3 separate regions of the Mus musculus genome follow, and all the other regions are linked to region 1. A link is a loop called in an ENCODE intact Hi-C map of the cell type or tissue named here. Cell type or tissue: left cerebral cortex. All regions are shown on one strand. Links, peaks and the distances in the headings refer to the core of each region. The heading gives the core; the rest is flanking DNA.

What was found. Hi-C counts contacts between places; a loop is a spot of excess contacts. Peaks named below come from ENCODE experiments on the same cell type or tissue, not always from the same donor. Only the 100,000 strongest peaks of a DNase experiment are listed, where the experiment ranks them.
Region 2: a loop joins it to region 1, with 2.5 times the contacts of the local background. A loop is called at or near these places in 2 of 42 quality-filtered maps.
Region 3: a loop joins it to region 1, with 5 times the contacts of the local background. A loop is called at or near these places in 3 of 42 quality-filtered maps.

What each region holds. Positions count from the first base shown.
Region 1 is chr15:37,607,507-37,612,972 of GRCm38, reverse strand. It overlaps a transcript of Ncald not described here. Among named protein-coding and RNA genes, the nearest start is that of Gm24833, 6.7 kb to the right of the region's middle. In left cerebral cortex, for the core only: no CTCF peak of the experiment used is centred there; DNase peaks (open chromatin) are centred at 1,854 and 2,522; H3K27ac peaks cover 2,426 bases.
Region 2 is chr15:37,678,136-37,683,601 of GRCm38, reverse strand. It overlaps a transcript of Ncald not described here. Among named protein-coding and RNA genes, the nearest start is that of Gm15942, 19 kb to the left of the region's middle. In left cerebral cortex, for the core only: no CTCF peak of the experiment used is centred there; DNase peaks (open chromatin) are centred at 1,559, 2,080 and 2,839; H3K27ac peaks cover 2,627 bases.
Region 3 is chr15:37,724,188-37,729,653 of GRCm38, reverse strand. It overlaps a transcript of Ncald not described here. Among named protein-coding and RNA genes, the nearest start is that of Gm15942, 27 kb to the right of the region's middle. In left cerebral cortex, for the core only: a CTCF peak has its summit at 3,143; DNase peaks (open chromatin) are centred at 2,673, 3,024, 4,084, 4,223 and 1 more place; H3K27ac peaks cover 3,894 bases.

The DNA of each region.
Region 1 (5,466 bases), core at 961-4,960:
CAGGGCTGGGGTACAAAGGTGGCTGTGTCTATGAAGTCTGTTTGGCTGCTGAGCAACACCACATCTTATTTCCCTTTCTGTTCATTGAGAACAGAGTGTTTTTACCAAGCACTTCTCATAAGTAAAGCTCAGGGCTGAGCCTGGGTTTTTACAAATGTTTCTACGACAGAAGCCTCAGCCCAGTACTTCATATTGAAATTCCTGGTCCTTTACCAAGCTCTTCTTAGCTTGCTTTACTGTTTTCCCAGTGCTGGACACTGAGCCAGATCCTCATACATGCTGGACAGTGTTCTACCACTGAGCTATTTTTCTCAGTTCTTTATAACTTTTTAAAAATTACATCTGTGTGTGTGTGTGTGTAAGCACGCATGCTGTAGTGTATATGTGACAGCCAGAGAACAATTCAAAACCATTAGTTCTCTCCCCCAATATGTAGGTCCCAGGGACCAAACTCAGGTCATCAAGCTTGGCAGCAGGCATCCTCATCTGCTGAGCCATCCTGACGCCTCCTTTTCTCAGCCTTGAGAAGGCTATAGTGATTGTTTTATAGCCATGTTGTTTTACAAGTCACCGAGTGGCTGGCTCTACATTTCTCCAGATGGAGGTCAGCAATGCTTACAAAGATGGCTAGCATAAGGTCAGAATCCTTTAATTATTCTGTGCTGTGACCTGATACCTGATGAACAACTAGGAGAGCAGGGACATTAGAGAGAGGTCAGTTCATGGTAGTTCGGTTCTGGGTACCTGGACAAGATATCATGGAGTCAGAAACATGTGGTAGAGGAAATCACTTAATGACCAACAAGGAAGGGGTATGGACTGGGGGAAGAGAAGAGAGATAGACAAGAGAACTGGCAACACAATACAACCTTCTAAGGTAAGTTTCCAGTGACCTTCCTTCAACTAGGCCCTAGTTCCTTGATGGGAGTTTTTGCAAATGGGCTCAGCTCTTGATGAACTTAACTTGTGAAGTTAGGGTGCTGAACCAATGGTCACCCAATAAAAGCTGGTCACCCAAGACACATTCTAAGTTTGTTATCTCATGCTCAAGAAGAATAAGGGAAGATAAGGCAGAGTGAAGCTGGATTAGTTAAGGAAAAGTAAGAGAGGACTCTGGAGAGTGGGAGGGAAGACATGCCAGTGTGCTGCCCAGTGGTCTCTCAAGAGTCTCATGGTGGGAATGGGATGGGTACTGGGGTATCCTTATTGGACTTGTCATTTGTTAATGCATTATGGGTAAGCCAGTGAGAGGTCAACTGTCCTATAAATACTCCCTTGGCCCAGCTAGAGAGCTATTTCTTTGTTATTCATCCAGTCTGTGGCAGGTTGTCACATGTATTTTCTAACTGGTTTATGATACACCATGGGCCCTGCTCTTACTTCCTGGGGACAGTTAATGACTATCTCAATGCCAGGCAGAGACCAGGTGTCTAAACATGATTGGGAAGGACCTTTCATAACAAATAGTCCCAATAACCATCATCTATCACTTGACTTACATCCCAAAGACTTCATTGAGACTGTGGCAATCTCTTGCTTTCCACAGTGAGCATTAAATTGGGAAGAGTTGGCCACAGAGGTGGCCACATGAAGACTCATACCAGAAATGACTGTTGTTCATCTGGGACAGAGGAGTTAGGCAATACAGGATGACCTTCTGTCCCAACTACTCAGTTTGGAAGCAAAGTGTGCCTCTTTCAAATGTGAACGTGTGGTTGTCCCTACAGCAACATTATACATAGTGAGGACATTGCATCCAATCCAGTGGCAGAAGTCTTACTAAGAGAAAGTTGGGCTCCTTCCCAGGTACCCAGGATACACACCCACCCACATTCCTCCAAACATGCAGGAGACAGAAGGGAACTGTGGGAAGGAGAAGGTGTGGGTTAGGAAAGGAAGCATCCTGTGGCTGTCGGCCTCTAGCCAGCTCTGCAGGTGTAGTTGCCCACACAGGCAATCAACAAGCCACATAGAGGGCTCTATTCTAATCTGATCAAGTTCTTTGCTATGTTACCACCCTGGAGAGAATCAACTCAACGTACTTTTCAGTGCTATCCACCCCTACATCTGTCTGGTCACACTATTCATATCAAATCTCTCCCATCTATTCCCTTTGCCCTCTCTCCACCCATGCTGTGTTAGATATGGGGTTTGCCTATGTAGTCTTGTGCTGGAGGCTGATGAGACCTGCCTTGCATGAGCCCCAGGTCACTCGTGTGCTCTGCAGCTGTGCTCAGAGATGATGAGCAATGGGAAGCAGGCAGGTTCCGAGTTAGACATGTTTTTATTCATTGAGGGTTGTGCTGTATCTAATTGCCATTGCCCCCTTGGCTTTGCCTGGTGTTTGTAGCCAGGGAAACTAGGGAAGAGAAGGGAATGTGGTTCAGCAAGCCAGTGCATATGGAGAGGGTGTGTTGGAATCAGAAAGCATGGTCCATGGCTGGCGGAGAGGTGTTTTATAAGCCTGCTGGAGTTCCAGCTGGTCTAGGCTGAGGCAGAAGCCTAGGAAGATGTGAATTGTTAGCGACTTCATCTGATGGACTGGCAGCTCTGCATCTCTGACATTTACATTCTTCATATGGACAGGAATGTTCTCGCTTGCCTCAGAATGAGCAGCCATATGGGGCTTCCTCCGAGCTTCCACTTGCACTCCTGGCCAGCATCTTCCAGGGATAAACTTGGATCTGACACCCTGGCAGCAGGGTGCATTATGGGTGAGCCAGTGAGAAGTCAACTGCCCTATACATACATACATACATACATACATACATACATACATGCATACATACATTCAGCTAGAGAGGCATTTCTCCATTCTTCATCTAGTTTTGGGGAAGGGGGCTCTCACATGTTAGGTATAACTGGCTCATGATGTACCATGAGCCCTGTTCTTACTTCCTGGGGATGGTCTAAAGAGAAATGTCTTCTTTTTTAGATGGGATGACCAACTAAAGTTCTCTTCATGGCTAGAAATAAGTCTTTAAACACACTACCCACACCAGGTAACCCCTCTCCTCACTCCTGTACAGTCTACACTTTGCCAGCAGTTCCTGTGGCCTGACCTGGGGCTCCACACTCTGAACTTAAGGAGTTCTCATGCTTCCGTAGTTTGAGAGTTAGGACAAATAGCCATTGTAGAGACATTTGTCAAGGGAATGCAAGTCTGTGGGCTGAAATGACTTGTTTAGGACCATTAATTAATTGATTAATTAAACAGCAGGTGAGTGCTGGGCCCTGAGAAATTATCTGAGGCACTAGTTCCAGGAGGCTCCGGAGGCAGCCTCAAGAGCCTTTCAAACACAGATGCCACAAACCAAGCCGGGAAAAGTCAAAGCTGCCACTGATGGACATAGGAAGAAAGAGCCATGGCTCAGGCTTACACAGAGGCCAGGGTGGTATGGCTTTTCCACACGCCTATGGAGCAGGGCCTCTCCCCGTTCTTCTGTACTTGTAAGCTCCTTACTGCCTTGGCCTGAGACTGCTGAGCCCACTCGAGTCACCCTGTGTCTTAGTTAGGCTTTCTATGGCTGGGATGACCCATCATGACTAAGACAACTTGGGGAGGAAAGGGTTTATTCAGTTTATACTTTCATGTCACTGTTTATCACTGAAGGAAGTCAGGATAGGAACTCAAGCCAAGCAGGAGCTGATGCAGAGGCCATGGAGGGATGCTGCTTACTGGTTTGCTCATCATGGCTTGTTCAGCCTGCTTTCTTATAGAGCCCAGGACCACCAGCCCAGGAATGGCATCACTCACGATGAGCTGGATCCTCCCACATCAATCACTAATTAAGAAAATATCCCACAGGCTTGTCTACAGGCTGATCTTATGGAGGCATTTTCTTAATTGAGGTTTCATCCTCTCTGATGACTGTAGCTTGTGTCTGGTTGATGTAAAATTATCTAGCATGCTCTGTAAATATTTTTTCTCCAGGCCTTCTTTCTCAAAGCTTTAGGTACATGCAGAAGATTAAAATTCTCTCAGGTTTCTATCAATAACAATGATTCCGTTGGGGGGGGGGAGTAGGTGTCAACATGGGTTATAATCTTGTATTCTATTTTATTCCTTATATTTTAGCATAGAAATGTATACTGCAGAACACTATATTTATGATCTATTGCCACCTGTTCCCAATGTCAATAGCATATATTATTGTTTTCATTACAGCCACATTCTATTTCTAGGTCCATATTTTCAATCCTGCCAACCATGCTGTGGAACAAATCCCACAGAATTTCAGGGGCAGATGACAGCTACAGGTGCTTGCATCTGGCTTATGAGCCTGCACATTAGCTGTGCTTGGCTCCTGGCCATGGGCTCAGATCTGGTCTGCCTCGCAGACATTCATTCTTCTTGGGCTAGCAGGTGGCCAGGACATATTCTTCTCACAGCTATATCAGAAATTCAACACAGGAAGTGGATGGAAGTACAATATCTTTTATGCTGAAAGCTAAGACACTGCTCACTGTCACTTCTGCCCATGTCCCAGGAACCAAAGCAAGTCTCCCTGACAAAAAAAAAAAAAACAAAAAAAAACAAAAAAAAACAAAAAAAAAACAGTATTTCTGTGGAAGAGTCAAGCCACGGAGACACATATTAGGCTACTAGTTGAGCCACTACAGAATCCCATTGCAGAGCCAGAATCCTAGGCTGAGCCAGGTTTGGGGGGACGGGGCTATTGGTTGGTTGTCTAGCTGCCTGGGGAAAGAGCATCTGGTCCAGCAGACTCTCGGGATGAGACTCTCATCCCCTTTGCCTTTAGTTTCACTCTCAACCCTGATTTCAGGATACCTAGTCCTGCAAGCCCCCGAGCCATGTTCTGGTTACACAATGCAAGTCTGGTGGTTCTTCGCTCTCGCCCTCCCTCCTCCGACATTTTCAGGTTGGTTGAATCAGTTACCACTTGCCCATCTGCTTTCCAGCATCCAAAATTCATCGCTGTTGTTATCTCTTCTTTGTCCCTGTAGGTGCTTGCCTGTAATAAAATCCTTTTACTGTCATTTGTAGGCTTTGGGAGGAAAGTAAGCTAAATGCCCACTTTGAATGCATCATTGGGCCCACCTGGCTCTTTCTTGACACTGCAATGATCAGCAGCCATTCCCACACCAGCTACTCTAACTTTAATTGTGGCTGCACTGAGCCCCATGTTGCCTAGAGACAACCAAGTAGAGGAACTTTGATGAAGTGTCTGATATCATGGTGACTCATTTCTCAGTCTGGATTGTAGGAGCACAGCATCACTGCAGAACAACCCTGATGTCATGGTGACTCATTTCTCAGTCTGGATTGTAGGAGTACAGCATCACTGCAGAACAACCCTGATGTCATGGTGACTCATTTCTCAGTCTGGATTGTAGGAGCACAGCATCACTGCAGAGCAACCTCTTTGAATCAGTCGTGTGTACATAAACCCAGACTTGAAGACAGCATCTATCTCCTTGGCGTTCTGACGATATTATATTATA
Region 2 (5,466 bases), core at 894-4,893, 71 kb before region 1:
ATGTCTAAACACTCTGGAGGTGTGCTAGGTCTCATGGGAGCTCAGATTTATGTCAGCACACGGCACCCATGAGCTGCAAGGAATATAGTGGCCCCTTTGACCTGAATGGTAGAAACCATCTAAAGTCTTTTGATAAAGAAAGAGAGGAGGTTGGTGCTATCACATGGTGCTTTTAAAAATTGAATTGGGGTAGAGTGATGGCCCAGTGGTCAAAAGCCCATGTTACTCTCGCAAAGAACTGACAATCAGTTCCTGGCACTCATGCTGGGTGGTTCACAAGCACCAGGGAATCTGATGCCTTCTTTTGCTCTTTGCTGAATTTTGAGTTAATCCTATAAGCAATGTGCTACCTTTTCACATATATGTAAATAAAATAAAATAAAATCTTTAAAAAAACTTTATTAAGTGCTAACTGTGTTAACCTCTGGGGATAAACATGGATCTGAGCCATTTCTCCTTCAGAGAGATGAGTGTGCCCTGACTATGAAGAGCTCTGAAGCAATAGCCACACTCATAAAGTCATAACCATCACTGTGGTGAATGCGACAGAGGGCATGCGTAAGAAATACAAGATTTACTTCCTGAGATCGATGGCCTTAGGGAAAGTCTCTCCAAGGGAATCACATTCAACCAAAGTCGGGGGAACAAACTCAAGTTAAGCAAGAGGATGGTAGTTGAGAAAGGCCTCCTTCATGCAGAAATGACTTTGCTGGTGAGGAAGTAGTTCTCGAAGAGGGATGACTAGGGGAGGGGGTGGGGGCATGGATAGGAGAGAGAAGGAGGGGAGCAGGAGGGGACTGAGAAGAGAGAAAGAAGGAATGGGATGGATGGAGATAGGCAGAGAGAGCTCCTCTGGATGTGAAGTGGGATGGCTTGGCTTGTTGAGACAGGAAGTCTCAAGTGTGATAGCTAGAACGCTGCAAGCACTTTCATAAAGCTGCAGCACAGACGTGAGGGAGGTCACCAGGCTGAAGGCTGAGGTTATCCTGTAAGCAATTGAGTGGGTAGGATTGAGAATGGCTTGTCAAACTTGAATTTGTAAAAGGTAAGTTTCAGGGATGGATGAGTTCACTGAAGACATTGAAGTCTGGGAGATCTGGCATATGTCTGGTGAATGATGAAGGCTGCATCTATGGCAGGGTGCCTTTTGACATTGCAGTATGACACTGTGGTTTACAAATACGTTAGTCTCTTTCACGGTTGCTGTGAAATACAGGAGGATCATGGGACACAGGTAAGGTACACCTGACTTAAGGACATGGTAACCAAATGGAGAGTGGGGGACTGGGTTGGTCAGTAGGCACAAGCTACAGAATTCCCTTGCTGAAAGCTGGTGCAGGATGAGCATCACAGGGTGTGCAGGTCTCTGTCTTATGTGATGAAGAGGCAGGAAGAAGAGAAGCTGACTCCATCAAGGGATGGTACGGTCAGTGTGCCCCATAAGTGCTCAGTGCTCATGGGAGAGCTAGCCTGATATTATGAAGTAACCCATTAGTTAGTGTTTCCTGAGGTTGATAATGTTCTGACTGAATATCTTTGATATGTTAACATGGTATTTACTGAGGGAATTGGAGGCATGGGAACTATTTATAAAGAGTGTTTGCATTTTACAACTGACAGATTGCTTGACTTGGAATGACTCATGACAGACTTTTTGCATGTGTTTGAGAGATATTCAGCTTTGTTAGATTTGAAAATATGTTATTTCTGGCCTTTTTAGAGGGTGTTTTTTTGTTGTTGTTGTTTTGTTTTGTTTTTAAGAATTAAGTCTTACAGTGAAGCTTGCCACGTTCTGTTTCCTTCCCATTCGGTTTCCCATGAAATCCACAAGTCAACATCTGGCATTTGTTCTTCTTTATAAGGACTCAACAGGAGTTAGAGTTAGACAAAATATCTAGTTGTAACGTTCTTGTCCTGAGCTGGGTCAGCAGCTGAACCAGACAGGGCAGTAGGAACAGCACTGGATAATGTTACAAAGGCCACTTAGGCAGTACTTTTTACTGCAGACTGAGAGGTCTTGGAATGCATGGGATAGCTGATCTGTATGGCATCATCCAAGGCGGAGGTGGGAGTGGGCGGGCACTTAGTTGACATCAGGCCAAGCGAGTGCATAGAATTCTCTGTTCATTGTCGGGTGGGAAGCGTGTTGGCTGGCAATGACAGGACATTTGCTCTTCAGCCTTTAATGTCTAATCTTTGGACTCCGAACTTGAAAGTCTTTTTCCCAGTTTGAGAGTCACATATTTTGAGAGCTGGAAGGAACCTCTATAATAATCTTAACCCAAACTCCTGGTGGGGGAAAATGTCATCCACAAAGAGGGTTTAAGCAACATAGTTACGGTCTTTCGGTTGGCTAATTAGTGAACTCTCTGCCCCAGATGAACTTGTGTAGAGAATGGCCTACCTTCCTCTTTTATTTTCCAAATAACCTCCCTCTGTTATTTGCCAAAGTCTTATTTACTTGTTAGAGTCTCTAGGAATTAGTCCCAATCATTGGGAAGACAACAAGTGCTTTTCTAGGGAAACTAATTTTTGCTTCTTTCCAGAGGGATTTTTCACTCTAACCCAGCATGACTCCCTACTTTCACAGCTCAGCATGACATCTCTCTAATAGCCTTCCTCCTAGTTGGACATCAGTATAATGGTTCCAGCAAAACTCCGTGTTCTATAGCAAGCATCACCTCTAAATTCAGGACATAACAGGTGTTGGGGACTGCTGCCAGTTCGTTCAGTGCTGGCGGTGCTCCAAGCTCCCTTGGAAGCTGTTATGTGTGCAGGGGAAACTTCGCAAAAGATCCCTGAATCTTCAAATTACAAGGCTTATACTTTCCTGGACCTGTGTGGTTCAGTAACTTCTAGATGTCCGTGGGCCTTAGTCAGCACTGGCGAGAAGGCACTCACGAACAAGTGACAGCTGGGGCAGCAGCCCACTCGAGGGAAGGAATGGGAGCTTTAGAAGGAGGTGTGAGCAAGACGAGGGATGGGCTTGTCTTACCCATTGGCACTTACCATTTACCATCTTGGATTTGTGGGAAAGGATTGGGAGATATGCTGTCTGTGGGATCCTGTAGTTCTCTTCATCCTCCTGTTCCAAAGAGTCATCATTCTCATCAGGATGTATGTGCACGGATGAAGGAGACTGGTGAGTCAGGTGAGACTGGTGTGTGTACAAGGATGAGGGAGGGTATTGAGTTAGCATGTGTGTGTGCAAGGGTGAGGGATGGAAATATGAAACTAGATCTTCTCATTTATGTTTGAAATGACCTGGCTTGCAATTCAAGAGTCTTTTCTTCATTCTTTATTAGAACTGGATTTTGAAGTGGTGACCACTGACTGGTCTTGCAAGATCTTGCTTCCAGAAAAGTGGAAGGCACTGAGTCAAAGGATATAGCAACCACTTTTCTTTTTGCTATGATTAAAATGTTCTGAGCAAAGCAACATGAGGAAGAAAGAGCCTATTTCTCTGCATGCTTCAGGTTATAGTTCATCATGGTGACAATGTCATGCTGGCAAGAGCTTAAGGCAGCACCCTCAATGTATCTGTGAATGCCTGTGCATGGTTTAGTTCAATCTTTTATCCCTTTGGGATCTCAGTGGACAGAAGGGTGAAGCCTGCAGTGGGTGGATCTTTTCATCTTAATTAGCCTCACAATAACCCTGTGCAGATGAGCTAAGTTTAACCTAATCTAGGTAGTCCTGCTCAGACATGCCCAGAGTATTTGACCTAATCTAGACAGCTCTTTACAGATGTGTCCAGAAGCATGTCTCCCCAGTGATTCTAGATCCCGTCAAATTGATAACCACAGTGTGTGTTAGTGGTTGGGGCTGTCAAGAAATGAACAACACTTTCTGGTTCAGTTCCTTCTCTGTTGCTGTGATAAAACACACTGACAAAAGCAACATAGGAAGAAAGGGTTTCTTATGACTTCCTGAAGGTTAGATTCCACCACTGTGGGGATTTTTGTGGCAACAGGCAAGGACAGCACAGTGGCAGAAGCTAGAGGCTGGCTGATGACATTCTCGTCCACACACAGGAAGCAGAGAAAGGACAGGAAGTGGGCCCCTCAGGAATCCTTCCTCCAGCAAGCCTTCACATCCTAAACGTTCTATAACAATGCTACCAAACAGTACCTACCAAGTGGTGATCAAGTCTTCCGATACAGGAGCCCACGAGGACATTTCTTATTCAAATATCTGGACTAGCTCATATCAGAATGCCACTGCATTGGTAATTCAGTGAGAGAAAACCAGGATCATTTATTATAATGTGTTTACTTAACTGTTTCTGGAAGAGCAAGTGGGCACTGCCATCCAAGCTGTGTGACTGAGTGAGAATGACTGCACACCCAGAAGGAAGAGACCATGGACAAAGCACACCACGTGAGGGAAAACATATTCTGGTGGATTTCCTTGGGTCTTCAGAATAATTTCTTTCTGTATAACAGAACTTAATTGTGTTCCCAGATGATCATGAATATTGAAGTTCCAGCAGGAAGTACCAATACTTCCTTTATACACCTTGTAAACACTCCCCTTCATTAAAGCTCTTATCTAAGCATGTCATTTCTTTCCTGCTGGGGCACTGGGCAAAATATGTTACCTAACCCTATATGTCTGCAAGACAGATAAGGAAACAGAGTCACAGAGAAGACTAATGGCCTTTGTCTCTTTCTGTCTGTCTCTCTTTGTGTCCTGGAACTCACTATGTCGACCAATATCAGTCATAGTGATCTACCTGCTTCTGCCTGGTTCCTTTTCATTTTTCAAACAATGGTTGAGTGTTCGTAGACTGAGATCTTGAGGTCACGAAGTACTTAAGATTAGGAAGTCCACTATATATGAACTGTATTTAAGAGCTGGAGAGATGGCTCAGTGGTTAAAAGCACTGGCTGCTCTCCCAGAGGACCTGGTTTTTATTCCCAGCACCTACATGGCAGCTCACAATCTTCTATAACTCCAGTCTCCAGTTCCAGGAGATCTGATACCTTCTTCTTGCCCATAAAGGTACCAGACATGCTTGTGATGAATTGATGCACAATGCATGCAAAACACCTATACACATAAAAACAATAAAGAAAATTTAAAATATCTTAAAATATTTTAATAGAATAAAAAAGGAAAAAAATTCCAAAAAGAAGAAACTCAGTTGTGTATGGTAGTTCATGTCTGTGATTCTAGCATTCAGGAGGCTGAGGCAGTGGATTGTTGTGAATTCAAGTCTACACAAACTAAGTAAGTTTTGTCACAATAGAGAGAGAGAGAGAGGACAGGGAGGAAGAGAAGAAGAGAGGAGGAGTGAAATACCACATTCTTTTCCTTTTTATCTTTGAAGACCCTTTTTGAACTCATGATCTATTAATTCTAAGGCATTTTTATTTCTCTCTCATGACAACTCACTAAGTAGCACAGACTAGCATAACCTGGCATAGACTGCTCCATTGGTACTTGCTTTTCTTTGTGCCTTTA
Region 3 (5,466 bases), core at 894-4,893, 120 kb before region 1:
GGCTGGTCTCAAACTCATTATGTATTTGAGGATGGCCCTGAGCTGCCGATCGTCTCGCCTCCACTCCCTCAGTGCTGGGATTACAGCTGTGCACACCTGGTTTTATCTGAAATGTTTCCAGCTTTCCGTCACAGTGGACCACAAGATCAGTGAAATCCTGGAAGATAAAGGCAGCTGTGTCTAACAAGACCCACAGCAGCGCAAGACAGGAAAGGGGGGCGCAGTTCAGCAGAACTCAGCATTCGCGGACTGCAGAAAAGGCTTCTCGCAACTGGGAGTCCAGATGGAAAGTAATATTGTTAGGAAAGGAAGGAGTAGGGCAGCAGGCACAGGCTGGGTAATATGAACAAGGCAATGCCCAATGAGATCGGTGAGGTCTTTGTTCTCTACTCTGCTCTGTTCCTTGTGTACTTCCTGCCTGCAGAAGCCGAGGTGTATCAACTGCTGCAGCTACATGCAGATTTTTACTCTTACACTCCCACTGTGTGTTGCGGGTGTGCACCATACGCCATACACCATACGCCGCACACCATAGCCTGCCTCATGTGTGAGTTCAGCCCTGACTTGGTTGCATGCTTTCCCACAATTCAGAAGCTGTCGGTCTGCTCCTCGCCAGGAGGCAGTTGTGGTACCTTGATGGGGTTTTCTTCCCTGAATGCCCTTTCTAAAAGGAAATTTTGCCAAGGTTATGTAAGGGCAATTGTGTGTGTGAGAGTGTGTGTGTGTGTGTGTGTGTTTCGCATATGGGCATGCACACTTGAAGCGAGCTGATACTGAACCACTACAGCACAACAAGGAGCAATTGCAGTAGCAGAGGACAGCCCTTGAGCAGCATCTCCTCCTAGTGATAGCTGCTTTGAGTTTGATCTCTTGCCACGGGTGGCAAGCCTTTAGCAGTGTCGGTGGGAGTTGTGGGCCCTCTTCTCCCTGAGGCGAGGACCAGGCAACAGTTGGAATGACTCTAACTGGGGTGGCTTGATGGGTCAAGTGGATAACTTGATTTTGTCTTTTGATTTCTCAAAATGGAAATATTTCTGTCTTTGGAAATCTTCTTTTAAAACTGTAATCAATTTAAATAGACACAGATAGAAGGAATAGAAATGATCTTATTGGGATTAGTGTCCAGTCTATGGAGGTGGGCAGAGCTTGGAGAGTTGAAAAGGTGACAGAGTCTTGGAAAGATAACATTAAGAACCAGCATCCAGCCATCCAACTGCATCCTTGAAGAGCTGGGGCACAGATGCCCTCTTTCTGTGAGCCTGTACGTTGTGATTTTGCTTGAACACAGATGGGCATGTTTTGTGTTGGGTGCTTGCAGGGCCTTAGATGAGGCCGTCTTATTTGGATGCACCACAGGCCATGTGAACTTTGCCCTGATGCTCCTTTCCCCCCTTTAAGGGAAATTTTCAAAGTAAATGTACCTCTTTTTTAAATAAATGGCAGGGATAATAACGGAAGAGCTATTTGTGTAATAAATGGTTGTCCATGTTATGCCCTAAGCCCTACAGGGGGAAAGCTTGGTCCCTTACATTAGGTGTCTTGTCCTGGTGCCACATCACTGGCAGAACAAGGATGCAGTGATAAATTGAAGCTGTCCTAAGAAGGACTGGGGCATGGCTTAGCAGGAGGAGTGCTTCCCTAACATGCACTATAAGCTGGGTTTGAACCCCATCACAGCATAAACACTAGACATGGTGATGTATACCTATAATTCCAGCACTCAGTGAGGTAAAAGCAGGGGATCCGAGGCTCGAGAGTTTGAGACCTGTGTAGGAATTGAAATAAAGATCACAAAAAGCCAGAACTCAGGTATTCAGTATTCAATTACATATTGGAGAAGTGAGGCAGTGAGCCATCTTGAGGTCCAGCTTTTAATCCCAGCATTTGGGAGGTAGAGGCAGTGAGTTCAAGACCAGCCTGGGTGACAAAGCAAATTCCAGGCTAACCAGGGCTACCTAGTGGGGCCCTGGTTCAAAACAAATCAAAATGAACGATTGTGACAACCCTGTGACTGTTTTGTCTTTTACCTGAGTCTCTATGGGTCACTTCAGTGTTTATCGGTGGTAGCCAAGAAGGAGAATAAAGAAAACTGGTTCACTGTCCTGACCTTGTGCAGATCCACAAAGCTGAAACCCAACAGGCCAAAGAACCCCAGAGTGTTCTAAAGACTTTTCTTCCAAGAATAACTTGGAGTCACATATACTTTTGAAATTATATATCAGTATAAAACATTAAAATCTCCAAAAGCCACCAGCCCTCTCTGCTTGGAAATGTGGTGTTATGGGAAATGGCTGGCTTTGTTTTCTTTGAAGAAAGGCAATGGATTTATAATTTATAATCTTGGTGCCTATCATAGGTAGCCTCTAGAGCCCCAGGGGAGTTTGAAATTGGGAACAAGATTGGAAGAGAAGATTCAGACAGTGAGATAAAAAAAGCTGAATTCCAAACAGAGCTTGCCTACTCTTTGAATGCGTTTTGAAGGCAATATGAGTCTAGGTTTTATTTTTAAGCTTTGAAAACATAGGAATATCCTCTGGGAAGGTTTGCAGAGAGTCTCTTGGGAATGAGCCTGTAGTTTGGGCAGGGGGCAGGTTGCTACAGCTCCACCCCTGAGCGAATGGCCAAGCACCTTCATGGGAGGTGTTGTCTGCGTGTGGGACAGTGGAAACACGTTGGCGGATATGAGAAGGAAGCCTCGCTGATTGAATCAGGACCAAGCAGTGTGACTTTCCAGATTAGCAGATGGAAATCTGCTGCATGTGCTCAGCATTTCTATTTTGAGCACAGAGAACATCTCTCCAACTGTTTCTTTCCTCTTCTCCCCGCTCCCTCCGCAGACCTCGAAGCCCCTCTGCGCTTTAGTTTTCTTATTTTGTTGGTATGGGTTTGCTTCTAGCCTACACCTTGAGGTTTCTTAGCTGTTGGCCAGGGTGTGAGTTATCTGTTGTGATAATCAGTCAGGCAGGACTCTACAGAATCCCCTCAGACAGGAGCTGTGCTGGCCTCTCCAGGAATACTAGCTGGAAGACAGAGGGTGTGAGCACAGAAGGAAATTAGCTGAGGAAAAACTCCATCCAATAAAGTATAGGCCTCACTAGGCAAGCAGTTGGTGCTAGGCCCTCTGCAAGAGCGCCCCTCATCTGAAGGTCTTTGCATTGCTGGCTGGTATGAAATTCTTGGATATTTAATTTTGTTTTAATTTTATTTTAAGTGTACGTATGGATGTTTTCCTTGCATGTATCTCCATGTACCATGTATGTGCCTGGGGCCTGTGAAAGCCAAAATTCGGCATCAAATATCTTGGAACTTGAGATGTGAGTTTCTGTGTCAGTGCTGGGAATCAAATCCTGGTTCTCTGGGAAAACAGCCAGTGCTCTCAAATGCTGAACCATTGCTCTAGCCTGCTGTAGGTACGTCAGTATGAGAACACTGGTTTAGTTACTATAGACAACTAAAGCAGGTATCTGACTAAAGGGTCCGTGTATGCTTTCATGCACGTGTTCTCTCTGTCCCTGTCCCTGTCCCTCCCCCATCTCTGTCTCTCTCTGTCTCTCTCTGTATTTCTCTCTCTCTCTCTCTCTCTCTCTCTCTCTCTCTCTCTCTCTCTCTCTCTGTGCATGCTTCTGAAGGCTTGAGTTGCTGTGTAGGTATCTGGATTGCAATTCATGAGTCCTAAAGTATGAAATCTTTCTGGTATTTCGAGGAAGGATAAAGAAATAAGACACTTCCATCTGTTTTTAATTTGAATACTTTATTTCTGGAGAAAACTAAAATTTAAAATAAGTCTTTATTCTTTTTTTTTTTCCCCCACGCAGGCCATCTTTGCTAAGTTGAGGCTCCTTAAGACTAAGCTAAAAACATCTATTCATTGATTTGTACAAAGTGCTTTTGACTTAATTTCTATACTAATTGGTTACAGCATCTATGTGAACTATACATATCTCTATATATCAATCTAAGTGACGCTGTAGTATCAGCTGTGAGGCTCTTTCTCCCTTAAACTCACATGCCCATTCTCTTCTTGGAGGATGCTTTAGGCCTATTTTTAGAAATGAGCATAAATGCAGTAAAGATTCTCATGTTACATATGAAAAACCTTCCAGCAGCATCTCGGATGTGGCAAGAGGAAGGGCTTTATGACATCTTTCTGAGTGAACTTAGTTAATAGTTCCAGCTAGTGGGTCCAAGTCTGGATGGACACCTGAGGTGTGCTCGCACAGTATCTGCAAAGCACACCATGAAGCTGAGTGTCGTAACGAGCGTCTTTACATCAAACATAAGGAAAGCAAAGCAGGGGCAGGTCCATCTCTGTGGGTCTGAGGCCAGCTTGTAAATGACAAGTTACAGGCTAGCCAGAGGCAGGTAGATCTCTGTGAGTCTGAGGCCAACCTGTAAATAACAAGTTACGGGCTAGCCAGGGCACCCAGGGAGTCTCTGTCTAAAAATAAGTAAAATACATACTGTCGTTGCTTTTATCTTCATGGCTTTCTAGGTCCCTTGGTAACAAGGAAAGAATGGAATGAACTGTGTCCCTTGAGAGCCGTCTGATGATCATCTCCCTTCCCATAAGGTGATGTGGGGGTTAAAAGCGGGGACTCTGTTCTCCAGGGCCTGTGGTGACCTTGGTCTGGCATGTCCTTGTCATGTGGAAGGCAGGACAAGGATTGGATAGAAGCAGGAACTATTGGTGGATCTCATGGGCTTTAATTTCTCCCTCCCACCCCCTGCTGCTTACCAGCAAACAGGACAAGCTACTTAGCATCTCTCTATTCGTTCTTCACATAGGAAATTGGGCAGAAAACAGTAAGGGCCTTTGGGAGGATCTAGTAAGCTAACACTTGTCTGTCCCCAGAACACTGCCTCGTGCATAGCGGCACACCGGTGTTTGCCACTATTATCGATATTGTTACCAGTATATTCGAGAAACACCTTTGTTGTGTTTTCAGTGTACAAAATGGCAACTCCATTGTGTACTAGAGTGACCAGGTTTACTGAGCAGGACTGCACATGGTAGCACTTGCACTTGGCTCTGTTTTGAGGATTCTGAAAGCGACCTCCTGTGGCTATACCTTGATCCCTGGCAGTGGGGAGATTCTGGGGCTGCAGAATGGCAGGGAAAGAGTTAACTCAGGGCTGCAGCCGCTGAACATGCAGTATAAACAGTATTTGGGAATGAGGTCACTTCTGTTTTGGGAACCTAAAGGCAAACACAGTTACATTTGTTCCTGTAATCATTGCCTTGTTTGAGACTGTTTATGTTTAGAAACTCGCGTTGGAATATTTATCAGTCGGGGCTCTGAAACCAACTCTGGCTACTTCAGCCAAAAAGGAACAAAAAGAGCCATGGGACTCTTCCTGGGGTTGAGGGAAGTGCATGGGCTGCAAGGGTGGCCTCAGACAGAGGTGGGATGCTTCTGAGGGCCTGAGGGGAGTCTTCCAGGACTCACTTCAAGAGGAAGCAGCAGC